Linked DNA regions of Homo sapiens: regions 2, 3 and 4 are each linked to region 1. Evidence: chromatin loops called from intact Hi-C (ENCODE). Cell type or tissue: endothelial cell of umbilical vein. All regions are shown on one strand. Region 1 has its middle 35 kb from the start of C1GALT1C1. Region 2 has its middle 28 kb from the start of LAMP2. Region 3 has its middle 45 kb from the start of LAMP2. Region 4 overlaps CUL4B (cullin 4B).

Region 1 (8,000 bases):
ATCTAGGCAGTGGTTGATCCAGATCCAAAATCCCATCAAGGTACCTGCTTTCTCAGACCACTCTTGTCATCAACTGTCACAGAGTCTGGGTTCCCCAAGAAACAGACCCTGAGATGGAGACCAGTGTGCAGGGTGTTTATTAGGGAGTGCCCCTTGAGATCAACACTTGTGGAAAGGAGGTGAAAGAAAGAGGATTAGTCAGAGGGAGAAGTGAAGCCATGATGTAGTTCTAATGAAGGCCTCAGCCAACCCCATGGGAGGCTCTGGAACTAGAATGACTGCTTGTCCCAAATTAGGTTGAGAGGGCTGGGCCTTTATATCCCTGCATTGACTAATCACTGAGTGTGGGCTGCCCTTGGAAAGAGGTATGAGGTTTCAATTGGGTGAGGCAGTTTTCTTTAGCTATGGTAATCTCTAGAGAGAACTGGCACCCAAAGGCCATCTTTTAGATGTGCTTTCAGCAGCTAGAGTAATAACATCTTCATTGCTGAAGGGAAATCTGGATGCCCCATTACAGCATTCACCACATGTGCTGACGTCCATACTATGTGAATGCAAACTCTTTCTGATCCACCTTCAAAGGGGTATGGAAAATAAAACATTCACTTGACCAGTAGCCATATATACACGTATATTAATCTACTTCAGTAAAGATATGACATCTAACACAGCTGTTACAGTCGTTACTACTACTTAGTTAAATTTGTGGTACTTCATTGTCATTTGCCGTGATTTATCTGGTTTTCTCAGGAGCCACACTGGTGAATTAAATAGGTATCTGATGGGGACTGCATTATATAAGTCTTTGAAGGCACTAAATTCTGCAATTCTCCCTGGGATGTAATGTGGTTTGTCAATTTCATTTATTTATTTACTTACTATGTTGGTAAGAGGGGATGAGAAATTTCTGAGGCTTTTGCTTGCCTTTCCTCCTACAACAGATTTTACTCTGCTGTTTAAATAATCAATATAGGGGTTCTGCAAACTTCTCAGTTTTGCCAGTCCAATTATACGTTCTGGAACTAGGGAAATGACCATCAGATAAGTCCATAGACCCAGCAGACCCACAGTGACCTGTTCTTGGGCCAGGACTCTATTCATTTATTTCCTGTCTCTCATATGTTCCCACTCAAACAGAGGGAGCTGAGTTTCTCTACTGGAAAGTTATCATTTTTCCCTTGTAATTAATAAATATCATGGGAGAGATACTTTGAAGCCCTACTTCTTCTCAAACTTTCTCCCACTAATTTTTTTTTTTGCTTCTTTTTTTTCTCCCACTAATTTTAACATCCATTTTGCCCACAACAATTACGGTGTTTCTTCAATGATTTTGTGTTTTTCTCATTTCTTACATGTTTGTTTATTGAAATTATTCAATTAAACCTGCACATTCTCCCCAGTGTTTAGGTGATTTCTAAGCCCACGTAGGGTTGATATTTTAGGGTTCATTGTATTTATCACAATTTGAAATAATTTTGTTTTTCTATCTAACTGGTATGGATCAGATCTGTCCCAATTTTTCAAACAGTCAAGCCCCTTAAGCAACAGTGCATTGGTAGCTGCTAGGTTAGCTTAGCACACTTCCATAGATTCAGCCAATAAGAAGACAACTAGCCCAAATGGATACAGTTTATTACTAACACAGGCAGCAAAACAAGATCAGTATGATGTTGCTAATCCCACAGGATGACACTGAATTAGAGATGTCAGATGGCAGATGACACAAGCAATGGGTCACTCTGGTGTGCAGAAGCCAACTCTAAATTATAGCCAAGCAGTTTATGCTACAGCTCTACTGAAGTGGGCTGTGTGTGTGTATGTGTGTGATGGTACAAAGCTCTATGTTTCACTGGAACCAGGGAGGCAAATAAGAAACTACCTCATGGCACCCTCCCACAAGATAAGGAGGCAGTTGAGAAATGAGCTTGTGACAACTTATCACAATATTTCTTATCTTGCCATGTTGCAGAGAGATCACAGAGTATTCCTCCAAGATTTGAGTCAGACCATGGTTGAACCTTGGCTGTGTGACATAGGTGAAGGTGTTCAAGGTCACCAGGGCATCACAGCAGAACCATTCATTCCTCTACACTCACAACTAGAATGAAAGTTCCATGAGTCTAATGTCTGTATCTGGCTTGCTATACTGACGGTACCTAGAATAGCGTCTGGCACATACTAGATGCTCAGTAAATATTTGATCTAGGAATAAATGAATGAATAGGGGTTTATAGTGTCTACTCTTATGAGGTAAGAAAGATGTGTCTGCCATCTCTCTCCCTACCTCAAAGTGGGATCCATGTCCTTTTCTTTCCTGGTTCTTCATCTCTAATGGTTTACTTCCATCAACTGCCATCCAACTTACTTGCACTACTAAATCAGATTGAACAAATGACATTTCTAAGATATTTATTTACTCCTCTTCCTTTTTCCTCATTGAATTTTCTTGGTATTTGCTAGGAACAGTCTCTAGAAAAGTTGAATTGACTATGTTAAGATGTTGGGTCACTGACTTTTCTCCTATAGCAATGTGGTTCTCAACCCTAACTGTACATTAGAATTAACTTTTAAAAGGAAAAAAAAAAAACTTTTTCTCAGGCTCCACTGCTGGAGGCTCTGATTTAATCACTTTCTTGTGGGGCCAGAATGTGGGTAATTGTTTTCTAACTCCCCAGGTGATGTTATTTTACATCCAGGGCTGAGAACCACTGCATTAAATAAAGTATAGGCTTGTAGCCTGCACCCAGTGTTTTTTGGTGCACCTGCTCTTGAGACCTTAAATATCTAACAGAAAACAAAATATTTCATTCCATAAAAGAAAGGGAAAAATCAAATGTGAATACCCTCAGGAGAGGAATTAGACTGACCTAAAGATAGTAGGGTTTGAGCCCTAGATTCCTAAATCAGATGATCTGAGTTGGAGTGCAGACTCTGCCACTTAACCACCAGATGATTTTGGACAACTAACTTAACTTCTCTAACATGGGAAAGTACCTATCAGTATGCCTGGCATATAACAGGTCCTCAATATATTTTTATTGACTCTGTATATGAACCTCTGAATTCCATCTGTAAGTTGAGTGTAATAATGCCTGCCTGCATCCTGGGGTTGCTGTGAGACTGAAAATAGATAATGGGCACGAAGGCACTTTTTTTAAAAAAAATGATGTTTTTATTTACTTTTTATTATTATTTTTTTTTTAGAGAGACAGAGCCTCACTCTGTCACCCAGGCTGGAGTACAGTGGCATGATCATGGCCTACTGAAGCCTCAAGAGATTTCTGGGCTGAAGAGATCCTCCCATCTCAGCCTCCTGAGTAGCTGGGACTACAGGTGAGCACCACCTCATCCAGCTAATTTTTAAATTTTTCTTTTCATAAGACAGGGTCTCACTTTGTTGCCCAGGCTGGTCTCAAATGCCTGACTTCAAACAATCCTCCTGCTTTGGCCTCCCAAAATGCTGGGATTACAAGAGTGAGCCCCCACCCGCTGTCATGACTGCATTTTAAAATGCTCAGGTGCTGTACAAATGAAAAGGATAAACATTATTTTTCTTTTGTAGTATTGTTAAACATGTATATCACTTTTTTAAAATGTTTTGAAGAACCTTCATGCCTGTGGTCCTATAGAGTGTCATGAGAGCCCTGGGAAGTAAATTAGGCATCAAGTTAACTGGTAAGAAAACTGAGATAAGAGAGGTTGTGTGATCTGCGCAAGGTTGTTCAGCAAAACTAAGACTGGATCCCAGGACTGTTAAATCAAAAGCAGTGATTCTTAGCCAGGCACAGTGGCTCACGCCTGTAATCCCAGCACTTTGGGAGGCCGAGGCGGGCAGACGGTTTGAGCTCAGTAGTTCATAGACCAGCCTGGGCAACATGGCAAAACCCCACCTCTACAAAAATATATATATATTAAAAATTAGCCAGTCATGGTGGCACGCACCTATAGTCCCAGCTACTCAGGAGGCTGAGGTGAGAGGATCGCTTGAGCCCAGGAAGTTGAGGCTGTGGTGAGCTAAGATTGCGCCACTGCACTCCAGCCTGGGTGACAGCACAAGACCCTGTCTCAAAATAAATAAATAAATAAATAAATAAATAAATAAATAAATAAATAAAACAGTGCTTCTCTTCACCAGATGACTGTTATAAAAGGTCTATTAATAGCTCCCCTTAAATAAGTAGATTGGTTATCTGATCAGAGTTCTGAATTGTTGAACATGTTGGGACAATTTCTCTTACTTGACCCATTCGAAGCATGGATTGTACCTGAGGAAATCCAATAAATATTTCCCAGGTCTATATTCAATCCTCAGGTACACGATTTGTTTTGGGTTTTTGTTTCCCTCCACCTCTAGTTTTTCTTATGAAATATTTCAGTAACCATGCTGTTGGTACGTTGAGCAAAAGAAAAAGAAACCTTCCCAATTTCACCATCATCACCTTAGTTTCTTACCATGTGATGCTTTTCTAATTTCAACACTAAAAAAATACAGTGAAAATGACAACACCAAAGATGAATAACCACAAGATGGCAGAGTTTACCATTTCATTTTTTTTCTTGTTTATATCATTTATTCATTCATTCATTCAAGAATTATTCCCTGAGTGTCTACTATGTGTCTAGTGCTTTTCTAGGAGTCTAGAGGATTACAAAAGAGGTTTACATGTGATATAGATCCTGCTCTTGATGAGCTTGTGGTGGGGGGAGCCTGTGGGAAAGACATACCTGAGAACATTTAAATGAAAATACATGGTAATGTGTGATTAAAGACCAAATGCAGAGTGCTGTATGAGTTTGCAATGAGCCAGAGAAGTCTGTATGGAGGAGGGGAGAACAGAGCTAGGGCTTGAAGGATGAATAAAATAGATCGATGTAGGAAAAAAGAATAAATCCCCAGCAAAGGAACCAGTGTGGTCTATGCCACTTAGGTAGAAATGAGCAAGACACAGTCCCAGGTTAGTGGCATGACTAATCTAGTTATAATAAACAGATATTGGGTAAACAAGAATGAAATAAATTAGATCTCCATTGATTTTGTTAGAATGATGCCCACCACGAAAGCTAAACTTATCTATTAAGTCTGCCACTAACTTATTGCCTTTAGGCAAGCCGCGTGACTGATTCAACTCTAGGGTTCTCCTTTGTAAAATGTGCAGGTTGAACAAGATGACCTCAAATAGCCCTTCCAGATCTTAGAAGAAAAGGAGGGAGGGAGGGAGGGAAGGAAGGAAGGAAGGGAGGGAGGGAGGGAGGGAAAGAAAGGGGAAAAGAGAGGAGAGGGAAAAGCTGATTCTAAGTTCCCTAGCAATTACTCTATGGCCTTTGACATGGTTCAGTTGCAAAAAAGAACAGTGATAGTCTGGTATGGTGGTTACAACTTGGGGTCTACTATTAGCTAGCCTAGTTCAAGTCTTGGATCAGTCACTTAATAGCTATTTAACAATAGGCAAGTTAGCTTAGCCTTTATAAGTTTCACTCATTCATTCAACAAATATGTATGTAACACCTTACTGTGTTAGTCAGGGTACTCCAGAGAAACAGAAACAATAAAATATATTTATATCTATGTATGTATTAATAGGAAGAGAGACTCAGTTGTAGGAATTGGCTCACACAATTATGGAGGTCAAAGAGTCCCATGGTTAGCTTTCTGCAAGCTGGAGAACCAGAAAAGCCAGTGGGATAATTCAGTCTGCATCTGAAGGCCTGAGAACCAAGGAGCTCTGATGTGTGAGAGAAGACGGATGTCCCAGCTCAAGAGAGTGAATTGACTCTTCCTCCAAATTCAGGTCTTCAATAAATTGTATGATGGCCACCCACATTAATGAGGATAACCTTCTTTTTACACTCTACCAATTCAAATGCTAATCTCTTCTGGAAACGCCCTCACAGGCACACCCAAAAATAATGTTTTACCTGCTCTCTGGGCATCCCTTAAGCTAATCAAATTGACACATAAAATTACCATCACACTTACAATATGCTAAGCCCTATGTTAGTCATTGGGAATAGAGAGATAAACAAGACAAACAAGATCCCTTCCCCGGAACTTATAGTTTTGTAGAGGAGATAGCCCAAACCCAGAAAATCAAACAGCCTGTTACAGCATGCTGAGAAGAAATAAAACTCCATCATGATACGTGATTGCGATTGAGTCTTCGTGTAATCTTGAAAAACAAAGGGAACTTTCAGGGAGGTAAGAAAGGCTACAGAAGAAGGTTGCAGTCAACCTTCTGAGAATTACAATGTATTGTTTACTAAACGTGCTGGCAACGTCATCTGGCATGCAAAAACAATGGACAAGGCCCCAAATGATTGGCTTTCTAAACGGTAGTAAACCTCAAGGGTACCAATATAAAATTTATTCTTTGCTAGCGGGGAAAAATATTTTAAAAAGTTAATCTATCCTTTTTGGACTTTTGTGTCCTGATTCTCCAAAACTGATCACTTTGAGGAAACTGAATTAATTACGCATGTCCTTTGTTTGAAGGATTTTTTTTATTTTTTATTTATTTATTTATTTTTATTTTATTTTATTTTTTTTGAGACGGAATCTCCAGTGCCAGGCTGGAGTGCAGTGGCGCGATCTCGGCTCACTGCAACCTCTGCCTCCCAGGTTCAAGTGATTCTCCTGCCCCAGCTTCCCGAGTAGTTGGGACTACAGACGTGCGCCACCACACCCAGCTAATTTTTTGTATTTTTAGTAGAGATGGGGTTTCACCATGTTGGCCAAGATGGTCTCGATCTCTTGACCTCGTGATCCACCTGCCTCGGCCTCCCAAAGTACTGGGATGACAGGTCTAAGCCACTGCGCCTGGCCTTTTTTTTTTTTTTTTTTTTTTTTTTTTGAGATGGAGTCTCGCTCTATCACCCAGGCTGGAGTTCAGTGGTGGGATCTCGGCTCACTGCAACCTCCACCTCCCGGGTTCAAGTGATTCTCCCTGCCTCAGCCTCCCCAGTAGCTGGGATTCCAGGTGCCTGCCACCACGCCCTGCTAATTTTTGTATTTTTTAGTAGAGATGGGGTTTCCCCATGGTGGCCAGGCTGGTCTTGAACTCATGACCTCAGGTGATCCGCCCGCCTTGGCCTCCCAAAGTGCTGGGATTACAGGTGTGAGCCATTGCACCTAGCCTGTTTGAAGGATTTAGATAACAGCCCATTTTTCTCCACTCAAATGTTATCTGATGTGCTAGCTGATGATAAATCATTGCTGCTCGTTTAGATAGATTCAGTTTTTAATTTTTTTTTTATTTTAGAGACAGGGTCTTGATCTGTCACCCAGGCTAGGGTACAGTGACACAATCATAGCTCACTGCAGCCTACGCTTCCTGGGCACAATTGATCCTCCTCCACCGCAGCCTCCCAGGTAGCTAGGCCTACACGTGCACACCTCCACACCCAGCTAATTTAAAAATTTTTTTTGTAGAGACAAGGTCTCACTCTGTTGCCTTGGCTGGTCTCAAACTCCTGGCTCAAGCTATCCTCCTGCCTCGGCTTCCCACAGCACTGGGATTATAGGCGTGAATCACCATGCCAGGTACCAGATTTATTTTTAAAAAAGATCTTTGGCTAGGAAAGCCTTCATGATCCAAGGGATTGAATCTCAAATGGTGGAATCTGAGAAATTAAGACATGCAATGCAGGAAATAGGTTCAGGAATGCCCATTGCCCTGTGTGGTTTAACTCAGGCAGTGGTTAGGAGCAGGTGTTTGAAATCACATAAGTGGGCTTTCAGATCCAATTGCAAATCCTAGCTCTGCAACATATTGGCAGGGTGATCAAGGTAAGTTAATTCAGTTTCCTCAACTGTAAAACAAGGATAAGAAGGACCTGTCTTACAAGGTTGTTATGAAGATTAAATGTGGTAACATACAGTCATTCAAGAAGAGCCTGGCATAATTTTTTAAGTGCTCACATATTTTTATTATTTAATCACGTCTGGTGATTAAATAGAGCTGGCTGTTGCCTCTTCTTTTCCGAAACCACGGAGGGCTCCTCCC
Region 2 (8,000 bases), 170 kb after region 1:
CCTGGCCAACATGGCGAAACCCTGTCTCTACTAAAAATACAAAAATTAGCTGGACATGGTGGCGCTTGCCTGTAATCTCAGCTACTCGGGAGGCTGAGGCAAGAGAATGGTTTGAACCCAAAGGCGGAGGTTGCAGTGAGCCAAGATCATGCCACTGCACTGCAGCTTGGGTGACAGAGAGAAACTTCGTCTCAAAACTAAATAAATAAAATAAAATAAAATAAAAGTGCCTGACCTGTAATAGGCATTCAGGAGATGGTAATACATTGCAAAATCTAGATAATACCTTCTAAAATCCTATAGAAATGGGGTAAGGGGATACACAATAGGAGGAATTTTCTGTGTTGTTTTTTGTTTTATTTTTTAGATGTGACCCTCCTTCATAAACATTGATTATTTTAGCTCTTTGCCATAACATCTTTAAATTCAAGATGTCACAATAATAGATTTTGGAGAAACTCAGGGCCATCCTGTGTCATACAGGATTAAAAAAATACTTTTGGAAAGTGGACAGAGACCTCTAACTCCACCTTGACCAGCCAAAAATAAGTGCTCTGGAAATTAGCCTAAGACACGCATTTCCCCAGTCAAAATATATGGTTCTTATAGATGTTTTTGACCTTCGTTGATGCAGCTTTCTTCACACGCTGCATGATTTAGTGTTTGTCCATTAGAACGTTTACTACTCTTAACTGTTCATATGTATTTTGTACAATCCTGCTAATTTTCATATTTATTTATTTCTAATTTCATTTATTTCTTTTTTCCTTTTTTTTTTTTTTTTTCCTGAGAGACAGGGTCACTTTGTCACCCAGGCTGGAGTGCAGTGTCGTAAACATGACTCACTGCAGCCTCAACCTCTTGGGCTCAAGTGATCCTCCCACCTCAGCCTCTCAAGTAGCTGGGACAACAGGCGTATGCCATCATGCCCAGCTAATTTTTTTTTTTTTTTTTTTGAGACAGAGTCTCTCTCTGTCTCCCAGGCTGGAGTGTAGTGGCACGATCTCGGCTCACTGCAACCTCCACCTCCTGGTTTCAAGCGATTCTCCTGCCTCAGCCTCCCGAGTAGCTGGGACTACAGGCATGTGCCACCATGACCGGCTAATTTTTGTATTTTTAGTGGAGATGTGGTTTCATTATGTTGGCCAGGCTGGTCTCGAACTCCTGACCTCGTGATCCACCCACCTCGGCCTCCCAAAGTGCTGGGATTATAGCCGTGAGCCACCGCCCGGCCCATGCCCGGCTAATTTTAAAAAAAATGTTTCGTAGAGATGGGGTCTCATTATGTTGCTCAGGCTGGTCTCAAACTCCTGGGTTTAAGCAATCCTCCCACCTCGGCTTCCCAACCTGCTGGGATTACAGGCCTGAGCCTTTGCACCCGGCTCTAATTTCATTTATATTGTAACCCTATGTCACTTCTTACTGGGACTTTCAACACTCTTTATATGTATCAGATATATAATATGTTAATAACGTTCATTAAACTACTCAAACATAAGCAAAATCACAGCAAACATGCCTGATGAACCACCAATGCCAGAGACCAAAATGGCAGCCAATAACCATCTGCTGGTGGCAGAGTTGATGACATTTGCTCTTCACATGTGGTTCTCTAAGAAATGTTTTAAGCAGAGGAGTCTCTGTGTATAGAGAACTTACTACGTGGCAGGCATTGTGCCAGGATTGGGAAATGCAGTGGGGAGCAAGCCAAATCTACTCTCTGCTCTCCCCAAATTCCCAGTCTAACAGAGGACACAGATCAGGAAGTGGACAGTTGCCATACAGTGTGGTGAGATGATGGGGAGCCGAACACCCACAAAGAAAGGTCACCTAATCCAGGCTTGGAGAACAGAGAAGACTTCCTGAAGGAAGTGATGTCTAAGCTGAGCCAGTAGGACGGGTAACATTGAGTCAGGCAAAGATGGAGGGAAGTGGGTCCTAGGCAGGGAACATGGTCTTTTCAGAGAGCTGAGTGATGAGGAAGGCTGGAGAGGTAAGTGGAAACCAGGCCACACAGGGCTTTATAAGCCATGGGAAAGAAGCAGGGAGTAGTTGGGTCCTCTGGAAGAAGACCTTGAAGTCTCAGCTGTCTCTTTCACTTAGCACTGTGAACTTGGACAAGTTACATATGCCTTTAAGCTTCAGTTTCCTCATGTGTGAAATGAGGACAAGGCTGGTCACGGTGGCTCACACCTATAATCCCAGCACTTTGGGAGGCTTAGATGGGAAGATTACTTGAGGCCAGGGGTTCCAGACCAGGCTGGGCAACATAGCAAGACCCCCACCTCTAAAATTTCCCTTTTTAAATTAGCCAGGCATAGCGGCACATGCCTCTAGTCCTAGCTACTCAGGAGGCTGAGGCAAGAGGATTGCTTGAGCTCAGGAGTTCGAGATTGTCTGGGCGACAAAGACCCTGTTGAAAAAAAACCAGAAAAATGAGGACGATATTCTAATAATAACTACCTCATAAGCTTAAGCTTAAGTGTTAAAAGTGGACATAAGTTACCAAATACATAATATGTGCTCAATAAGTATCAGGAATTTCTGTTCTCTTATTTTTTAGAGATGGGGTCCTTAGCAATTATTTCTATATTATTTCCTCTAAATACGAAGTTGACATTTTGGCTGTTGGAGACTTGGTGGTTTCATAGATTTGTACAGGTTATATGTATGTGTGCATATATTATATAATTATAATATAAATTAATTACATAATTATTTAATTATAATTATTTATAATATGCAATTATATATATAATTGCATGTTGGCTTTTTATCATTCCTATGCATTAAAAACTTTTTTTGCATTTACATGTTTTTGTTTATAATCTTCGTCTTTTGCTTGTTTGTTTTTGTGACAGTCTTGCTCTGTCGCCCAGGCTGGAGTGCAGTGGCGTGATCTCGGCTTACTGCAACCTCTGTCTTCTGGGTTCAAGCGATTCTCCTACCTCAACCTCCCAAGTAGCTGGAATTACAGGCGTGCGCCACCACGCCTGGCTAATTTTTGTATTTTCGGTAGAGATGGTGTTTTGCTATGTTGCCCAGGCTGATCTAGAAATCCTAGCTTCAAGCGATCTGCCCGCCTCGGCCTCCTAAAGTGCTGGGATTACGGACCTGAGCCACGGCGCCTGGCTTATAATCTTAGTTTTGTTGATTACGAAATTGTTTTATATATTGATATAGTGCTATTCTGTCTCCCTTTCTTTTCTAACTTCTCGTCCATGGCTTTATATCTTAAACATTATTATACTTCCTCCAGAGACAGTGTTTTCTCTCTTCCTCCGTCTCCTTGAAACTTGTTGGTTTTGTGCCTTCCTGCTTAGGGACTCTAAATTGGTACCGCTTAGGAAAGAGCGCCCTCTGGCATTCATCCGGTGTCAGTTCAAGAGACCATTTTCCATTACTGCGGTCTGTGGTCCCTGCCTGCTGGCTATGAGCGGAAACCTTCAGTCCCGGAGAGCGTGGAGGTTGTTAAAACTGTAGGTTTCACAATTTAAAAAAAAACCCGGCCGGGCGCGGTGGCTCACGCCTGTAATCCCAGCACTTTGGGAGACCGAGGTGGGGGATCACCTGAGGTTAGCAGTTCGAGACCAGCCTGGGCAACATGGTGAAACCCCACCTCTACTAAAAATACAAAAATTAGCCGGGCGTGGTAGTGCATGCCTGTAATCCCAGCTAATCAGGAGACTGAGGCAGGAGAATCGCTTGAACCCGGGAGGCGGAGGTTGCAGTGAGCCGAGATCACGCCACTGCACTCCGGCCTGGGTGACAGAGCCAGACTCCACTCAAAAAAAAAAAAAAAAAAAAAAAAAACCCTCTGGCTGTTATAAAATGTCCTTGTCCTTGAAATGTCGAAGGTATCACACACCTACTTATCAATATAAAGCCCACATTAATGTATCCATGCACAAAGATTATTACATACAAAGAGACTTCCCTAAAAGAAAAAGCACAAGGATTTGGAGCCCTGGCATCTAGGTCTACATATCCACTATTACTGTGTGGCCTTGGGAAAGTCTTTCTCTCAGTTGATCCTCTCATTTTTAAAATGAAAATGTTATATTAGATCGATATTTTGCAAAATGTTTTGTAGAATACTCTCTATTATGTTGAAGGCATCACACGCATACAAAAGAGAGAGGGGAGGAGAGGCTACATTATCAAATAAATTTGGAAACTGAGGGGTAAGCAAAATAAAAGTGTTTATTGCAGGACTTTGGAGAGATTTTATAGTGCTAAATACGTATTATGAATTTACAACACATGTCTACAGTTTCCCAACACCAGTTGACAACAGAATCTTTTGCTGACAGAGCACCTTGCAGGATTCTGTAATAATGCAGTATCCTTGCAATGTTGTAGTATTCTTGCAGGATTCTGAGAAAAAATAATTTTGAAAATGCTGGTCTAAGTCTGGCCAACATGGCAAAACCCCGTCTCTACTAAAAAGACAAAAATTAGCCAAGTGTGGTGGTGCACACCTGTAATCCCAGCTACTCAGGAGGCTGAGGCAGGAGAATTGCTTGAACCTGGGAGGCGGAGGTTGCAGTGAGCTGAGATTGTGCCACTGCACTCCAGCCTGGGTGACAGAGCAAGACTCTGTCTCAAAAAAAAAAAAAAGAAGAAAAAAATAAAAAAGACAAGACAAGCCAATGCTGGTCTATGCCACCATTTAATTTGGCAAATCTTCCTGATCACTGGATCCCTTTGCTAGATAAAGACAAGGCCAGGCAACTAATGTGCTGTTAGGACGCCAAGTTAATGGTAAGGAAAATCTAACAATAATCATGAATATAGCCTCTTAATCATAATAACAACAGCAATGATAATAGTTCATGTTTACTGGGAGCGCAACATTCCAAGGCACTGTACCAAGTGACTTATAAACATTATTTCATTTCATCCTTGCAACAAACCACTGAGAGAATTTATATTATTATCATCACCATTTTAAAGATGAGGAAACTTGAGGCCAAGGCAGGCCAATCGCCTGAGGTCAGGAGTTGGAAACCAGCCTGGCCAGCATGGTGAAACCCCGTCTCTACTAAAAATACAAAAATTATGACCGGGTGCAGTGGCTCACTCCTTCAATCCTAGCGCTTTGGGAGGCCGAGACAGGCAGATCACTGGAGGTTAGGAGTTCAAAACCAGCCTGGCCAACATGGTGAAACCCCGTGTCTACTAAAAATACAAAAAAAAAAAAAAAATTAGCTGGGTGTGGTGGCACACACCTGTAATTCCAGCTATTTGGGAGGCTGAGGCAGGATAATTGCTTGAACCCAGGAGGTAGAGGTTGCAGTGAGCTGAGATCACACCACTGCACTCCAGCCTGGGCAACAGAGCGAGACTCCGTCTCAAAAAAAAAAAAAAAAAAAAAAACACCAAAGATGAGGAAACTTAGTATGAGAGTGATTGAATAGCTTAAAGTCACAAAACTACTAAGTGTTAGAACTGGGATTAAAATCCAGGCTGTCTGCTGCAAAAGCTAATATGGTAAGTATGCTATAGTTAAGGTGACCACATAACTTCTTGTCCAAGTTGATGCACTTTTGAGTGGAGAGCTCTGAAACCAACTATATAACTTTTCTGAAATATTTATTTTGTACCAAAAATTGATTTTATTATATTAGTGTGCAAAAACCGTTGTCAAAAGTAAAATGCTTTATTTAAAAAACAAAGATAACATTCATCTGTGTATATTAAAGCAAAATGTTATTTATATTGATTATCTGAAAATTTTCAAATAGCCGGAGTAATTATTATTGGTACATGTTCACATAGTCTAATCAGTTTCTTAGTCCTGTCTTATAATGGATCACTGGTATTTTTGTGAAGAAGGTATTGTTTCAATATGATTTTGTTATTTTTATTTTATTGTATTTTTTGGAAACAGAGTCTTGCTCTGTCACCCAGACTAAAGTGCAGTGGTGCGATCTCCGCTCACAACAACCTCCGCCTCTCCTGTTTGAGCAGTTCTCCTTCCTCAGCCTTCCGAGTAGCTGGGATTACAGGCGCACGCCACCACACCTGGCTAATTTTTGTATTTTTAATAAAGACAGGGTTTCACCATATTAGCTAGGCTGGTCTCAAACTCCTGGCCTCAAGTGATCCGCCTGTCTCCACCTCCTAAAGTGCTGGGATTACAGGTATAAGCTACCATGCTCGGCTGATTTTGATAGTTTTAAACTTTAAAATAAAATGGTCCGCAATCATTTTTAAACTTGCATTTTAGGCTGGGTGAGGTGGCTCATGCCTGTAATCCCAAAACTTTGGGAGGCCCAGGAGGGCTGATCACCTGAGCCCAGGAGTTTGAGACCAGCCTGAGCAACATAGTGAAAACTTGTCTTTATAAAAGAGAAAAATTTGCATTTTATGGCTAAGAAATTTGAAATTGTTCATACCTTCAATTATCTCATATCTGTAAACCATACTATTTTTAATTTAGAAAATACTATGTCTGCAGGTGCTGAGATAGTATTGAGGTGAGTACCCTGCACCTCAAGTTCAATAAATGGTATACATCTTAACTATAGCATGCTTAGTCACAATTACTTTTTTTTTTTTCAGATGGAGTGTTGTTTTGTCCCCCAGGCTGAAGTGCAGTGGTGTAATCATGGCTCATAGCAACCTCGAACTCCTGTGCTCAAGCAATCTTCACGCCTCAGCCTCCTGAGTAGCTAGAACTACAGCTGTGTGCCACCATGCCTGCCTACTTTTGTTTTATAATATGTTGTTGTTGTTGCTGTAGAGACAGGATTTCTTTATGTTGCCCAGGCTGGTCTCAAATTCCTGGCCTCAATTGATCCTCACACCTTTGTATCCCAGAGTGCTGGGATTATGGGTGTGAGCTACCTACCCCAGACTCACAATTACACTTTAAAAAATTAAAATGGGTAATTATTTCATTTCAAATATTCTTACAGAAACTCTCTAATCAAAACGTCATTCTTCAACGAATATTTTCACAAGACAAAACTCATGTAAAAAGTTGTCTCTATGTTTCTTTTGAAAATTTTGCCAAATGTGGATGCTGAAAATCATAGGCCTTCTCAATTTCATTCCATTCAGGTACAGAATAGAAATCTGTCTAATTAAAATATTATCAAATTAAATGTATTCAACTAAAAAAATAAGAGCACTATCAACACGTCAAGTGCTTTCTCTCAAGTCAACATATTCCAAAGCACAATTATAGAATTTCACAGTTAAATCCTATTTGTTCATTGTTCACCATTACAGCTCTAGTTTGTTTCAGTCCTTTTTTTAGGGTTACATTTTGATGCCTTTCTGTTTTTCAGGCTTTGTTTTCAATAACTGCAATTTGCTAAAAGCTTCAAAAGCCAAAGATTTTTAGGTGCTCTATTTGTTTAATATTTTGATTAAATATTACCTACTGATGTTCAACAAAATAACCCAATCTTTGTAAAAAAAAAAAAATTCAGTACCTATTTTAGGACACTTAGGTGCACTATCAAAGGAGCCCTTCAAAAACTTTCTTCACATTTTCTCTTTTTTTTTTCTGAGATGGAGTCTTGCTCTGTTGCCCAGGCTGAAGTGCAGTGGAGCCATCTTGGCTCACTGCAATCTCCGCCTCCCAGGTTCGAGTAGCTGGGACTACAGGCACACGCCACCAGGCCTGACTAATTTTTATATTTTTGGTAGAGATGGGGTTCCACCAAGTTGGCCAGGCTGGTCTTGAACTCCTGAGCTCAGGTAATCCGCCCGCCTCAGCCTCCCAAAGTGCTGGGATTACAAGCGTGAGCCACCGAGCCCAGCAAAAAAAAAAAAAAAAAAAAAAAAAAATTAAAGCAGAGTCTTACTCTGTCTTCCAGGCCACAGTGCAGTGGCACAATGACAACAACTCCTTGCAGCCTCAACCTCCCGGGCTCGAGCAATCCTGCTACCTCAGACGCATGAGTATCTGGGACAACAGGCACATGCCACTATGCCCAGCTAATTTTTTAATTTTCTGTAGTGATGGGGGTCTCACTATATGCTCA
Region 3 (8,000 bases), 150 kb after region 1:
AGTCTTTCACCATTGAGTATGATGTTACCTGTGGGTGTTTTATAAATGCCCTTTATCTTATTGAAGAAGTTTTCTTTCTCTTTTATTTAGTTTTTTAGAGATGGAGTCTCGCTCTGTCACCCAGACTAGAGTGCTATGATACAGTCATGGCTCACTACAGCCTCTACCTCCTGGGCTCCAGCAATCCTCCCACCTCAGCCTCCCAAGTAGCTAGGACTACAGGCACCTGCCACCACACCTGGCTAATTAACATTTTTTTAATAGAGACAGGGGTCTCACTGTGTTGCCCAGACTGGTCTCGAACTCCTGGCCTCAATTGATCTGCCGTCTTGGCCTCCCAAATTGCTGGGACTACAGGAGTGAGCCACTGCCCGGCCGGAAGTTTTCTTTCATTCTTAGCTTTCTGAATGTTTTTGTCATTAAAGGGTGTTGAACTTTGTCAGATGCTTTTTCTGCATCAATTGAGATGATCATGTGGTTTATTTCCTTCATTCTATTCATGTGGTGTAATACATTGATTTGTTTTCATATGTAGAATCACCCTTGCATTCTTGGCATAAATCCCATTTGGTCATGTTGTCTAATCCTTTTGGTATGTTGTTGGATTTGATTTGCTATTATTTTTTGAAGATCTTTGCATCTATATTCATAAGGAATATTGATCTGTACTATTCTTGCAGTATCTTTATCCAGCTTTAGTATCGGAGTAATGCTAGTGTTATACAATGAACTATCAAGTATTTGGTCTTCTGTTTTTTGGAAGACTTTCAGAAGGATTGGTGTTCATTCTTCTTTAACAGAATTCACCAGTGTGAAAGTCAGAGGATGATGAAAAAAAAAAGAGAATTCACTAGTGAAGCTGTCTGGTACCAGGCTTTTCTTTTGGGGGATGTTTTCGATTATTTAGTATCCTACAGGTCTGTTCAGATTTTCTATTTCTTTTTGCATCAGTTTTAGGTCATTTGTATATTTCTAGGAATTTGTATTTTTTTGTTTGTTTGTTTTTTTCGTGTCTTTTTTTTTTTTTTTGAGATGGAGTTTCGCTCTTTTCGCCCAGGCTGGAGTGCAGTGGTGTGATCTCGGCTCACTGCAACCTCTGCCTCCTGGGTTTAAGAGATTCTCCTTCCTCAGCCTCCAGAGTAGCTGGGACTATAGGCGCACACCACCACGCCCAGCTAATTTTTGTATTTTTAGTAGAGACGGGGTTTTACCATGTTAGCCAAGATGTTCTCGATCTCCTGACCTTGTGATCCACTTGCCTCGATTTTCTCTTAGATATCTAATTTGTTGGCATACAATTGTCGATAGCAATCCTCTTTTCTTTTTTTGAGACAGGGTCTCACTCTTGTCACCCAGGCTGGAGTGCAGTGGCACGATGATAGCTGACTGCAGCCTAGATCTCCCAGGTTCAGGCAGTTCTCCTACTTCAGCATCCCAGGTAGCTGGGACCACAGGCATTCACTACCACACCTAACTAGTTTTTTTTTTTTAATTTTTTTGTAGAGATGGGGTCTTGTTGTATTGCCCAGGCTGGTCTCAAACTCTTAAGCAATCCTCTCACCTCGGCCTCCCAAAGTGCTGGTATTACAGGCGTGAGCCATTGTGCCCAGCCTCATGGCAATCTTTTATCATCCTTTTTAATTCTGCAAGATCAGTAGTAATATCCCACTTTCATTTCTGATTTTAGTAACTTGAGTCTATTCTATGTTTTTCTTTTTTTTTTTTTTTTTTTTTGAGACGGTATCACCCTGTTGCCCAGGCTGGAGTGCAGTGGCACAGTCACAGCTCACTGCAGCCTAAACTCCTGGGCTTCAGCGATCTTTCTGAGTAGCTGGGACTACAGGTGCATGCCACCACACCCAGCTAATTTTTTAAAAATTTTTGCAGAGATTGGGTCTCCCTATGTTGCCCAGGCTAGTCTTGAACTCCTGGCCTGAAGCAATCTTTCCATCTTGGTCTTCCGAATTTCTGGGATTACAGGCGAGAGCCATCATACCTGGTCTATTAGTGATTTCTAATTTTACTCCATGTGGCCAGAGAAGATAGTATATGATTTCAGTCTTGTTAAATCTATTGAGAGTTGTGTGGCCTAACGTGATTTATCCTGGAGAATGTTTCATGTGGAGTTGAGAAGAATGTGTATTCTACTGTTTTGTGTGGAATGTTCTGTATATGTCTACCGAGCCAAGTAGGTTTGTAGTGTTGTTCAGTTTTTCTATTTCCTTATTGATCTTCTGTCTAGTATTATCCATTATTGAAAGTGGGGTATTGAAGTCTTCAACCATTATTGTAGAACTGTCTATTTCTGCCTTCAATTCTACCAGTTTTTACTTCATATATAGTGGGACTGTTAGGTATGTCTGTTTATGATTATTAATACCTTACCCCTATATCAATATATATTATTGTTGTCTCTTGTAATAATACACTTTTTTACTTAAAAGTCTATTTTATCTGACATTAGTGGAGCAACCCTAGCCCTCTTTTGGTTTGGTTTGCTTGCAATGTCTTTTTCCATCCTTTCTCTTTCAACTTGTTTGTGTCTAGAACCTAAAGTGAGTTTCTTGTCGACAATTTATAGTTAGATCTTGGTTTTAAATCCATTCTGCCAATCTCTGACTTTTGAAATTGGAGAGTTTAATTTTTTTACATCTAAAATAATTACTGATGAGGAAGGACTTCTGTCATTTTGCTATTTGTTTTCTATGTATCATATTTTTTTTGTTCCTTAATCCTTTATTACTGCCGTCTCTTGTGTGTGTTTCTTTTTAAATTCATGGGTTTTTTGTTCACTGCTGTACTTGATATATATGAAGTAACAAATACTGCATTTTTACTTATATATTTATTCTTGGTTGAATTAATTTTATAATCATAAACATCTAGTAGAAATAACATAAGCTTACTCGACTAGTAAACTCAGAATAAAAGTTGTGTGTCTGCATTATATTTAATGCTGATGCTGACAACTCTGAAGGCATTTTCTTTTCTTTTTTTTTTTTTTAACTAAACCAACAGTATTATTTACCAAAGATTACCAGTCAAGTGAACTTGAAAAGCATTTGGGTTAGTTCTTCTGTTTTCTAAGAGAATACTTAATTTATGTAAGTTTCTCTTTCTGTCCTTTTTTTTTTTTCTTGAGACAGTCTTGCTCTGTCGCCCAGGCTGGAGTGCAATGGCGCTATCTTGGTTCACTGCAACCTCCGCCTCCTGGGCTCAAGCAATTCTCCTGCCTCAGCCTCCCGAGTAGCTGTGATCATAGGCACATGCCACCATACCTGGCTAATATTTGTATTTTTTGTAGAGATGGGGTTTCGCCATGTTGCCCAGCCTGGTCTTGAACTCCTGAGCTCAGGTGATCTGTCTGCCTCGGCCTCTCAAACTGCTGGGATTACAGGCGTGAGCCACCATGCTCGGCATTTTTTTTTTTTTTTTTTTGGACACGTGGTCTCTGTTACTTATACTGGAGTGCGATGGCAGGATCATAGCTCACTGCAGCCTGGAACTCCTGGGCTCAAGCAATTCTCCTGCCTCAGCCTCCTAAGTAGCTAGGACTACATGCACAAGCCACTATGGCTAGCTAATTTTTAAATTTTCTTTTGTAGAGACGAGGATCTCGTTATGTTGCTGAGGGTGACCTTAAGCAATCCTCCTGCCTGGGCCTCCCAAAGTTCTAAGATTACAAGCCTAAGCACCACACTCAGCCAGGTTTATTTTTCTTAAAGCCAGTGAAGTAGACCTTGTTTACAAACTACATAATACCATGGGGATAGAAAAATGTCATATCTACAGAGACATACATAAACATACAGATACAAACAGATTTTACAGCTTTCATTTAAAAATTTTAGCCATGTATCAGGTACAATAATATGAAACTCACTCGTTTGTAAGAGAATAGCTGTATCTAAATTGTGTTTCTAGCAGATAGAGTAAGTTAAGGTTACCTACTCAGATGGCTAAAGGTTTTTACAAGTATTTGTGGAAAAGACAAGATTCTTCATTTGCCCAATTTCCAAACAGCTCCTTTTTTTTCCTTCAGGTGAGAGTCATCTCCTTGAGATTTTCATTTCAAAAGAGATAGCCCTCAGGCCCTAGAGAAGAAATTTTACATCTCAAAGACACAGAGAAAGGATGAAAGTTCTCTCCTAGGAGTTTTGTAGCATATTTGCCTATTTCCAGAGGTCAGTCATGAGGCTGTGGACTAAAATGTAGGTGACTGAGGAGACACCTAGTGGTTGTCTATCTCCAAAGCCCATCGGAGTGGATGAAATATCCAGTCTATTTCTAACTAGCCTTCCTTTTCTTTTTAGCCTCATGTAATTGCTTTTGGATGTCCCTAAGTCTCTTGAGAGCCAGAGTTCTACAGTTCAAGAGACTAAGGGGCTGGAGTGGGAAGGTAAAAGGTCTCACAGTAGTGGACAGAAGGATGGAGGAGGTAGGGGCTTGGAGGGGGAACAGATCAAGGTTCAAAGAAACTGAATTAAAGATCGAAAGTGGCAGAAGGAGGAGCAGAAGCAACGGGGAGGAAGAGGTCTTAGCACCAGTTTGGGGAGATCTTAAGTTTTCTGAAGAAGCCAATGAAGTTTCAAGTTATTAGCAAAATTGTGTCAACGAAAAGGAGGTGGCCAGAGTTGGCAGAGCATATAGTTTGCAGGATTTTGAGAAAGGAATTTCAGTTGACTGAGGTTTCCATGGAAGGAACAGGATCAAAAAGAATAGAGAATATTCCTGGCAGAATTGAACTCCTTTTTTTTTCTTTTAAACCAAAGGTGTAATCATAATATGTTTCTTGCCCAATGTACACAGCAAATCAATATGCTGAGATGCTGGGTTACAGCAGAGAAAGAGGTTTTTGTTTTTTGTTTTTGAGACGGAGTCTCGCTCCGTCACCCAGGCTGGAGTACAGTGGCACAATCTCGGCTTACTGCAGCCCATGCCTCCCAGGTTCAAGCAATTCTCCTGCCTCAGCCTCCCGAGTAGCTGGGATTACAGGCGCGTTACCACCACGCCCAGCTAATTTTTTTATTTTTAGTAGAGACGGGGTATCACCATGTTGGCCAGGCTGGTCTCAAACTCCTGACCTACAGTGATCTACCTGCCTCAGCCTCCCAAAGTGCTGGGATTACAAGCATGAGCCACTGCGCCCGGCCGAGAAAGAAGTTTAATGGTAGGATAATTAAAGAGATGGGAGGAAACCTCAAATCTATCTCCCCAAGGAATTTGAGGTTAGGGTTTTAAAGGGTTTTGGAGTGGGCCAAAGTGTGGAGATTGTTGATTGGTTGAAGAGTGCAGGATGAAGTCATAGGACTTGGAGATGAAGAAACTGTATTCTTGGCCAGGTTGATGCCTATAATCCCAACACTTTGGGAGCCCAAGGCAGGAGGATTGCTTGAGGGAAGTAGTTCAAGACCAGCCTGGCTAACATAGGGAGACCCCATCTCTACAAAAAATTTTTTAAAATTAGCTGGGTGTAGTGGTATCTACCTGTAGCCCCAGCTACTAAGGAGGCTGAGGCTGGAGGATTACTTAAGCCCAGGAGTTTGAGGCTTTAGTGAGCTATGATTGTGCCACTTCACTCCAGCCTGGCTGAGGAGCAAGACTCTATCTTAAAAAAAGAAACAAGTATATTCTTGTGCTGATTTGGTTCCTCTCTGAGGGTCTTGAAACTGGTTGGCTTCAGCCTTTCCACTAGAATTCAGGATCCTGAGAATATCTTAAGCAGTCTTTAAACGAAAGCCTTATAATTCCAATGTCAGAGATCCTATCTATAGGAACAATGGGAATGCAAATAGTCAGTATCTAGTACTACATGACTTTCAGCAAAAGGAAAGTGGGCCAAAGGGCAGCCTGATTAATTTTTAACTATATTTCTGTCCAGAACCTGGCATGCAATTCATGTCACCCCACTGGGGATATTTTCAGAGTTATATTTATCGAGTGACTTGACCAAAACCAATAAGCCCTTAATGGCTTAACTGTGGGTATAAGGGGTGTCTTCATAGAGGGTGCAAAGATACAGCCCTCCCCCCAACTGCCAAGATCCAGAACCACTCCCAGAGATAGCCAAAAGACAGAGAATCCTCTGAGAGCTGGCAACAGTTGGTAGGACCCTAGATACAAGTAGGGTGCAACCCCCATTTCTGTCCGGCCATATTATTGGGGGCTGCCAACCTTTCAGTTGGCTGCCTGCAAATACAGGCTTGATAACCTGTGTGCCCGGACAGGTAGAAAGCCAAGCTAAGCTTTCAGGACACGAGACCAACAGGAAAGCAAAAGCTGTCTCTGAGAGGGAAAGGATCAAGCCAGAGTCATAATCCAAAAAAATCAATTGGTACAGATGTTTTCCTCCTGCTAATCAAAGTTAGAAAGTAAGGAGCAAAGAAAAGTGTTTGCCTTCCTCTTCTCTACTAGGTGCTACAGACAGATCCAGGAGAGTTGACTTTGGTAAGAATTCTTACCCTTAGCCAGCTTCTGTCAGTTTCCCCGGGATCTCATTGGCAGGTTCCAGAGTGAGCAGGGTACCCCAGAGATCCTATCCTCATCACCAGAAACTCTAGGGGAGGAAAGATAATTTTCTCTCTACCCTTCATAGTTGTTAATTGTGATGGACTCCTGTAACAAAAGATAGATTCACAAGAGAAAAACAGTTTAATAGCTTGTACAGCAGTCCCCCCTTATCTGAGGAGAGTATGTTCCAAGACCCCTGGTAGATGCCTGAAATCACGGATAGTACCAGACCCTATATATACATTTTTTCCTATACATACCTATACTTCATTTATAAATTAGACACAGTAGGAGATTAACAACAATAAAATAGGACAATTGTAACAATTTGCTAGCATTACTACTCTTGTGCTTTGGGGCCATTGTTAATTAAAACAAAGATTACTTGAACAGAAGCACTGCAGTACTGCAACAGTTGATCTGATAACCAAGATGGCTACTAAGTGACTAATGGGTGGTATATACAGTATGGATGTGCTGGGCAAAGGAATGATTTGCATCTTGGGTGGGATGGAGCAGGACGGCATGAGATTCCATCATGCTATTCAGAATGGCATGCAATTTGAAAGTTAGGAATTGTTTATTTCTGGAATTTTCCATGTAATATTCTTGGACCATGTTGACCACAGGTAACTGTACCCAGGGAAAACAAAACTGCTTATAAGGGGGGACTATTATATGCCTCATGTATACATCCAACCAGGGAAGGATGAGTAAATCTCCCCTTCTGTTGTATTTGATTGATTTTTTTTTGTAGTATACCGTTTTGATTCTCTTCTCATTTCCTTTTATGCATATCTTTTTTTTAAATAGAAGCAAAGTATCACTGTGTTACCCAGGCTAGACTAGAGCTCCTGGGTTCAAGTGATCCTCCCTCCTCAGCCTCCTGAGTAGCTGGGAGTATAGGTGCACGCCACCTCGCCTGGCTTATTTTCATATATATATCTTTTAGGGTTTTTTTCTTAGTGGTTACCCTGGGGATTATGATGGGCATCTTAAGTTTACAACTAACTAGTATGAATTAATACTAATTTAGCTTCAATAGTATATATAAAAACTGCTTCTATACAGCTCTACCTCTCCTCCTTTATGTAGTTATTGTCCCAAAGTACATCTTTATATATTGTGTGCCTATTTAGAGATGAAATCTTTCTCAGATTTCTTAGTCTGAAATAGCCAATGAGACATTCTTAAGTTGAAAGCAATATAAATATTGGCACGAGTTGCTTTTAGATATTCAATTGTTTTGTGTTAATTTAAAAATCCCTTCTGTGCATAAACGCATTTTCTTTTCATTAACTATATGTCAGAAGTTTGTTTCGTTGGTTTGTTTTTGTTTGAGACAGAGTTTCACTCTGTCACCCAGGCTGGAGTGAAGTGGCGTGATCTTGCCTCACTGCAACCTCCATCTCCTGGATTCAAGCTATTCTCCTGTCTCAGTCACCCGAGTAGCTGGGATTACAGGCATGCGCCACCACGCCTGGCTAATT
Region 4 (8,000 bases), 120 kb after region 1:
TGTAACTTTTGTCACCCTGTTGATGTCTTAAAGCTTAGTCTATTATGTATTATGTATTTCTCTTTTTACTGAATCGTTAATCAGTACTATTGTTGCTGTTTTTTAAAATGTACAACTAAAATTCTACTCTTTGTTATTTTGAAATATACAATAGATTATTAAATAATAAAAAATTTTAAAATGTGCACTTACAAATTCTTAGTCCTTGATAATTTTCAGTCTTATTTAAGTCCTGTTTACTGGAAGTAAAAAGAAAAGGAGTTTAGGTTTCATTGTATAGTTGGTTTCCTTTAAACAGATTCTTAGTTTTTGAATACTTAGAGTATCTTAGCCATATTTACTTGACATAAAAAGAGAGATAATGTAGATCTTATTGCTATATCAGTTGTTGAATTTTTTGTTATGTGCTTTACTTACTATCTGTAAACATAGCTCGAAAACTAAGACTCCACTCCTTAGACCAGTGACCAGAGTTCAACACCCTGGTGGAAATTCAGTATCTTTTTTATTGTCTGTTGTTCAGTAAATATTTGCATATGTCATTTGCTACACGTTTATATATATTTTTTGACTGTGTTTTTTTTTCAGACACTTTTTTTTAGCTCATCCTTGTGAAGAAAGACACATTTTTTATGTATCCTGTGGATTTTGGAGGGGAAGGGCTGGGATTTGGAAGAATAAGGGTTAGAAGCTTGCTAGAATGCCTGTATTTTATACCTAAGTACCTTCAAAGGATTTAAGGCAGCATATTTACTGGTAATTAGTGGGAGCTTAAATAAAAAGATAGTTTTATTAAAAAGACTTGTAAGGCTGGGTGCGGTGGCTGACGCCTGAAATCCCAACACTTTGGGAGGCCAAGGTGGGCGGATCACCTGAGGTCAGGCATTCAAGACCAGCTTGGCCAACATGGTGAAACCCAGTCTCTACCAAAAATACAAAATTCAGCCAGGTGTGGTGGCACGTGTCTGTAATCCGAGCTACTGGGAAGGCTAAGGCATGAGAATCGGTTGAACCCAGGAGGCAGAGGTTGCAGTTATCTAGAATCTGTTTATTACAAATAGTTGTTTGTGAGGCAAGAGGTTACTTCCAGAGATTCCCAAAGTGTTTTATTAGTGTAAATAATAAATACGTAATGCATAATATGTAAAAATACATAAATAATACATAATATTTAAATAAAACAATGCATAATATGTAAAAATACATAAATAATAAATACATAATATTTAAAAGAATATATTTGTAAAAGTGCTTTTCAAAGATCTAGAGTAAAATAGAGCTTATCTCAAACACCTTCTTATTCCTGTTTCCATCCCAGCATGTAATAGGATGAAGAGTACTTAGTAAACAGTCATTCCTTGTTCAATCCATGACTGCTTACTGTGTCCAAAACTGGACTGATACCTTGGGGTTATGGAAAGCACTTAGTACTAGTAAGAGAGCATAAGTACCTACCCTAAGTTACTTATGTTCTAATAGGTTCATGAAATTAATAGTTCGTGACCAGCATTTTTTAAAAAGAAATGAAATAGCAAATATCAGAATGCATCACATAGAGTAATGATGTGTAGGTTCGTGAAGATTTTATTTTAGTTACATAAATTTATGTATGATGGATTGTGACATTAGATTTCCTACTGTGGCTTTGGGTCAAAACATTTTGGAAGCCACTGTTTTACAGACACCACTCCAAATCTTGCCTAAAGGTGAGAAAAGTAGAGTACTTGGATCAAAGGATGTGTGAAAGGTTATAATCGGGTGGCCAAGGTGGCTCATGCATGTAATCCAGCACTTTGGGAGGCTGAGGTGAACAGTTCACTTGAAGTCAGGAGTTCGAGACTAGCCTGGCCAACATGGTAAAACCCCATCTCTACTAAAAATGCAAAAAAACCTAGCTGAGTGTGGCGGCGCATGCTTGTAATCCCAGCTACTTGAGAGGCTGAAACAGGAGAACCACTGGAACCTGGAGGCAGAGGTTGCACTGAGCCAAGATTGCACCCCAATCTGGGCGACAGAGCAAGACTCCATCTAAAAAAAAAAGAAAAAAGAAAAGTTATAATCAGACATGAGATGAAAGTGGTAAGATTTGCCTTGAACACCATGCTAAAAAGTATGGTGGTGGGGAAGTTAGAAAGGCTTTTATTGGGGAAGGCAAGTATTTAAGTTTTTTGAATACCTGATATATTCCTCTGGTTCAAAGCCCCGAAAGTATTGCAGAGCATGTAGTGAGAAGTCTCACTTCCACCCCATCCTCCAGTCCCCTAGTTAGTTCTCTTTGTGACAGACATTATTAGTTTTTTGGGTATCTTTCCAGAGATGTTTTATATACGTAAAACGACTGTGTATGTTTTTATTTTGTTCCTTTTTTACATAAATGATAGCAGACCATGTACCGGATAGTTCTTTTTGTTTGTTTATTTATACCTATTACGAGATTGCTCCATCACAGTACAGGAAAAGCTTGATGGAAGGTTGTTGAGGAAGGAAAATGACTAGATCCGGTCTATAGGTTAAGCAGTCAAGGCTAAATTAGAAAAACAGAATGTTCCCTCCGAACTTGACCTCAAAACTCACCTTAGATGCTCCTGCCTTTCTTGCCTTAAAGTTCTTAAACCACCCTCCAGCCAAACACAGGTGAGACTCTGTGCTGTAAAGCCCAGCTTAATTCTCGATTTCTCACTATTTCCACTAACTTTTTATCTGTTTCCCTGTGGGTCTTTGGGACTCTGTCCCTTTACCTCTTCCCAGGAAGGCTTTTCTGACTTGCCCTCCCCTAAATGCTGGGTTAGGGGCCTCATCTCTCTGCTTATCCTCATCATAGCATCTAGCACACTCAATCGTAATTACACGTTTTCTGGCAACTTTTCTCATACTAGAAGCCCTTTCTATGTGCAGGACACATTGCTAGAGTTTTTTTTGAATACTTCATGTATTCACTTGGTTCAAAGCTCAAAAAGTATTAAAGAACTTATAGATAGATGAACACACAATGTCTTTCTGTCATTAAGGAGTCAGAGAGACAAGATATACACATAAAAAGATAAGTAGTTTTGTGTAAGAAGTGTCCAGTGGTTGGGAGATAAATAGTGTTGACTCAATGACTAAGTCAGTGTGGTATGATGGGTGCGAGTGCCATGTGAGTCACTGGTAGCTGAGTCAATTAAGAAGAACTTATTGGAAGAAGTGGGACCTAATTGAGTAGTAAGGGAATATGGTATCTTGTGTGAGAAGATAAGTAGATGTGCCGAGAACTGTTTTATTTGAGAAGGGAACATAGCAGAAGGAAATGGGATAAATAGGACTTAGAGAAGTACCGGAAGTGCACAATGTGGAAAGATGAAGTACGCACTAAGTCATATGACAGAATCTAAGCAAAGCGATAAGAAATGCTGAGAAAACAGTCATTCAGAAGGAACGGTGAGATACAATGAGAGGAATACTAAAGGTGGAAGGGGGACAGTCCACAAAGGACCTGTGTGAACAGAGAGGCACATGAAATAAATGTAAATTCCCTTAAGCATTTGTGGCCTAGCCCCAGGTCACGTGAAAAGTGGGCAGGCCAGCAGGGTCTCAGCCTTCTTATTCCTCCATAGCTGCTCAATCTAATTGGCCTGCTGTTTCCTGATGAGGTGTGGTGACTTGTCTCGTGGTGTAAGAGGTTTCCTTTAAGCTCTGCTCTGCTCTGCTCTTCTCTTCTTTTTTCTTCTCTTCTCGAGACAGAGTCTCACACTGTTGCCTGGGCTGGAATGCAATGGCACATTCTCGGCTCACTGCAACCTCCACCGCCCGGGTTGATGAGATTCTCCTGCCTCAGCCTCCCGAGTAGCTGGTGCACACCACCACACCCGGCTAATTTTTGTATTTTTAGTAGAGACAGGGTTTCACTATGTTGGTCAGAGTGGTCTCGAACTCCAGACCTCATGATCTGCCCGCCTCGGCCTCCCAAAGTGCTGGGATTACAGGCGTGAGCCACCGCGCTCTGCCAAGCTTTCTTTTCATTTGCTGATTTATTTACTGGACCTGCATATTGGGAATGTGACTTCTAACTACATATTTTTAAAATTCCACTCCAACCCACAGAACTTGGATGCCCCCCTAGAGTTCATTTTAATGGAATTTTTTTCTTCTGTTGTGGTGAGAAAGGAATTCTGGTGTTACATTTAAGTCATTACCACTTGGAATTATAGATTATATCAGAGTTTTCCCAAAGAGTTTTAGCATGCCTGTTGTTTTAAATTTGAAAGTCTTTTATATATGCATAACAGGAAACTTACGGAAATCTGAAGGTCATCCTTCTGGAATCTGAGTATAAAAGAAGACCAATTCAGTTATTAAAGTGAAGTAAAAATGCAGTTCTTTCTTTTGTAATTGGCGTTAATTCAGTTGTACAAATTTTATTTATTTTTTATTTTATTCCTTTTTGAGATGGAGTCTCTCTCTGTTGCCCAGGCTGGAGTGCACTGGTGTGATCTCGGCTCACTGCACCCTCCACCTCCTGGGTTCAAGCAATTCTCCTGCCTCAGCCTCCTGAGTAGCTGGGATTACAGGCGTGCACCACCATGTCCGGCTAATTTTTGTATTTTTAGTGGAGACGGGGTTTCACTATGTTGGCCAGGCTGATTTTGAACTCCTGACCTCAAGTGATCCACCCGCCTCAGCCTCCTAAACCGCTGGGATTACAAGCATGAGCCACTGCGCCCAGCCACAGATTTTAAAATCTATATTTAACTATTCTTAAACTGAAATGTTGGAGAAAATTCCTTGGTATTATATCATACTCATTATCATACTACTAGCAATAATTTCTGCTTTGTTCTGTTCAGGAAAATCCAAGAACGTTTAAGTAAATTTTAATTCAATTGTAGTAGGACTGCCCAACCCATCTGATACATAAACAACAGGTGAAATTCTTTTTTAAACCCAAAATGAAGCTCTGCTTGTGAAAATGATTAACATTTTAAACAAGACAGCTTTTTTATTTTTGAGACAAGGTCTCACTTTGTCCCCAGGCTAGAGTGCAGTGGCGTAGTCATGGTTCACTTCAACCTTGAACTCTTGGGCTCAAGTGATCCTCCTGCCTCAGCCTCCTAAATAGCTGGAACTACAGGTACACACCACTGGGCCCAGCTAATTTTTAAATTTTTTGTAGAGATGGGGTCTTGCTTTGTTTCTGTATTAGTCAGGGTTTTCTTAGAGGGACAGAACTACAGAACTAGTAGGAGATATATATAAAGGGGAGTTTATTAAGTGTTAAGTTACACGATCACAAGGTCCCACAATAGGCTGTCTGCAAGCTGAGGAGTAAGGAGAGCCAGGTTGATTCCCAAAACTGAAGAACTTGGAGTCTGATGTTCGAGGGCAGGAAGCATCCAGCATGGGAGAAAGATGTAGGCTGGGAGGCTAGGCCCTTCTCTCCTTTTCACTTTTTTTGGCCTGCTTTATATTCACTGGAAGCTGATTAGATTGTGCCCACCAGGTTAAGGATGGATCTGCCTTCCCCAGCCCACTGACTCAAATGTTAATCTCTTTTGGCAACACCCTCACAGACACACCCAGGATCAATACTTTGTATCCTTCAATCCAATCAAGTTGACACTCAGTAGTAACCATCACAGTTGCCTAGGCTGTTCTAGCCTGGCATCAAGCAATCCTCTCACCTTGGCCCCCCAAAATGTTGGGATTACAGGCATGAACCACTGTACCCAGCCCAAGTAGGATTTTCTTTGAGCAGCATGTTGGCACTCAAAAAGTTTCAGATTTTTGAGCTTTTTGGATTTCAGATTTTTAGATTAAAGATGCTAAACCTGTAATTTGTTCTTTTTTGATACAGTGCATTGGTTATGAGAAAGTTTGCCACCCACATTGATATATTTTGTTGTTTTACCTTGTGTCTTAAGTGGATGAATAACCCTTTTTAATAAGCTGATGTGGTAGAAATATCAAATTAATAAGAATCTGATGTAAATAGTTGAGAAATCCTTCATCCTCTCCTTAAGAAAGTATTTTAACCTTGCAGGCTGTAGAAAATCTCTGTTCTTACAAGATTTCTGCAAACTTGTACAAACAGCTGAGACAGATCTGCGAAGATCACATCAAAGCACAGATTCATCAATTCAGAGAATATCCTTTTTAAAACAAAAAATCGTGAATAGTTTTGTCTTCCTCTCTGTCCCTACCCCTCACTGTTTAACCCAGCTTGAAGTAGAATGCCTGTATTTTGTAGGTTTGTCATTTTTTGTGCCTTGTGTTTCTCGAGAAAGAAACACATTTTGACTTTTCAGCCTTAATTCGTGTCCAGGACTACGTGTGGTATTCATGTAAATAAGATGTCCTTATGTCTTTATCCTTTTTGCCCTATCAGATTTCCACTTGAGGAAAAATAATCTCCTAAGGGAAATAGTAAACTGAAAACACGATGTTCAGTTATGTCTAAGACTTGTTTTTAAAGGTGTTTTTTAGTATAAACTATGTTTTTTTTTTCTTTTACAAATTAGGAAATAGCACTTTGGTGCATAATCAAGTGCCATTTAGTTTCACTTAGTGTGCAAGGTATTCATGTTTAAGACTAATATGCTCTCTGTCACATGGCACATATGACTTGTACCAAACGCTTTAAAATATCCTTAACATATGTTTCAGGGATTCATTGGATAGCGTTCTTTTTTTAAAGAAGATTGATAGATGCTGGCAAAACCATTGCAGACAAATGGTAAGCTGGAAAAAGTATTGTATTTCGGCTAAACATTGTATTAATAGTTAAAAACATTTCTTCAAATACAGGAATGTTAGTTTTTAAAACTTAGCAATAGGGAGATTGCTTCAATATCTATTCCTTTTCTTTTTTTTTCTTTTTTTAAAAATTTATTTATTTTTTATTTTCCCGTAAGTTATTGGGGTACAGGTGACATTTGGTTACATGAGTAAGTTCCTTAGTGGTGATTTGTAAGATTTTGGTGCACCCTTCACCAGAGCAGTATACATTGCACCATTGTAGTCTTTTATCCCTCGCCCCCCTCCCACTCTTCCTCCCAAGTTCCTTTTCTGAATTGGAAACTAGTTTTGGTTGAGTTTTCTATTTTAAAACCACAAGTTACAGGTAAACCTGCATTTCAGAATGTCTTGCACCTTAGGTTCATTTTTATTTTTGTCACACTTACCAAAAATGTATTTATCTCATTCATTAAAAAGCTACATTTCGTCTGTCACTCTTATTTTTTTTTCTCTCTTGATGATTATCCTGTCCACTATTTGATTACCTGTGAAGGTGCCTGATGGTCCTGTGTTTTAGTTTATTCAGATAACAACCTTTTCCATTTTTCTTAATCTGGTTTATACCTTATATTCTACAGATTAAAATCTTAAAATCCATCACCCCTCCCCACCCCCACCCCCTGCCAATAAAAACCCTCACATGTGCAATGTAAGGCAGCTTCATTCCCTAGCACTGTGGCGCAGGAAGAATTATATGAGCGTCCCCTTGATTTTTCAGTTACTTCTCAAGCAGTAAATCAGAGGGCCATTTTAAGTGTCTTTTTTCTAGAAAACACAAAAAGGATTGACTGTTGAGTAATAAAAACTATATGGGCATATTCTCAGATAGATGTGTTTATCTGCATGTTTGATCTTAGTAATGTAATATATATACAGACAAACTCTTCAGTTTTATTCTTATTGAAAGCAAATATTTCAGCTTCACAACATACAAAACTTGTTTGATTTCTTTTTTTTTCATTGGCAGATCATGATCAGGAGCATTTTTTTGTTTCTGGATAGAACTTACGTTCTTCAGAATTCAATGCTACCCTCCATTTGGTAAGGATGCCAGAAAAATATGAAAAGATTGTTCCAAATCATACTCAAATCTTAATTACACTAATGAAAGTGTATAAGCTATACTGTGAATATTCTAAAAATTCACATTTGGTTCTAGACTTTCCTTTGTAGCAGTTTTATCTTCCTAATAATATGTTGCCTATGCTAATATTGAAGATAGCTAACAT

Evidence for each region. Hi-C counts contacts between places; a loop is a spot of excess contacts. Peaks named below come from ENCODE experiments on the same cell type or tissue, not always from the same donor. Only the 100,000 strongest peaks of a DNase experiment are listed, where the experiment ranks them.
Region 2: it touches region 1 in a loop (12-fold over the local background); 60 of 110 quality-filtered maps call a loop at or near these places.
Region 3: it touches region 1 in a loop (4-fold over the local background); 19 of 110 quality-filtered maps call a loop at or near these places.
Region 4: it touches region 1 in a loop (8-fold over the local background); 6 of 110 quality-filtered maps call a loop at or near these places.

Annotation. Positions count from the first base shown.
Region 1 is chrX:120,660,833-120,668,832 of GRCh38, reverse strand. No RefSeq gene overlaps it. Among named protein-coding and RNA genes, the nearest start is that of C1GALT1C1, 35 kb to the right of the region's middle. In endothelial cell of umbilical vein, no CTCF peak of the experiment used is centred here; a DNase peak (open chromatin) is centred at 4,522.
Region 2 is chrX:120,493,586-120,501,585 of GRCh38, reverse strand. No RefSeq gene overlaps it. Among named protein-coding and RNA genes, the nearest start is that of LAMP2, 28 kb to the right of the region's middle. In endothelial cell of umbilical vein, a CTCF peak has its summit at 3,363; a DNase peak (open chromatin) is centred at 3,345.
Region 3 is chrX:120,510,666-120,518,665 of GRCh38, reverse strand. No RefSeq gene overlaps it. Among named protein-coding and RNA genes, the nearest start is that of LAMP2, 45 kb to the right of the region's middle. In endothelial cell of umbilical vein, a CTCF peak has its summit at 4,250 (motif pointing left); a DNase peak (open chromatin) is centred at 515; H3K27ac peaks cover 792 bases.
Region 4 is chrX:120,545,256-120,553,255 of GRCh38, reverse strand. It overlaps CUL4B (cullin 4B), which reads left to right. Exons shown (of 20, transcript NM_001079872.2): 3 at 6,017-6,120; 4 at 6,640-6,709; 5 at 7,739-7,812. Among named protein-coding and RNA genes, the nearest start is that of CUL4B, 12 kb to the left of the region's middle. RefSeq lists an enhancer at 2,636-3,835. In endothelial cell of umbilical vein, no CTCF peak of the experiment used is centred here; a DNase peak (open chromatin) is centred at 3,205; H3K27ac peaks cover 3,408 bases.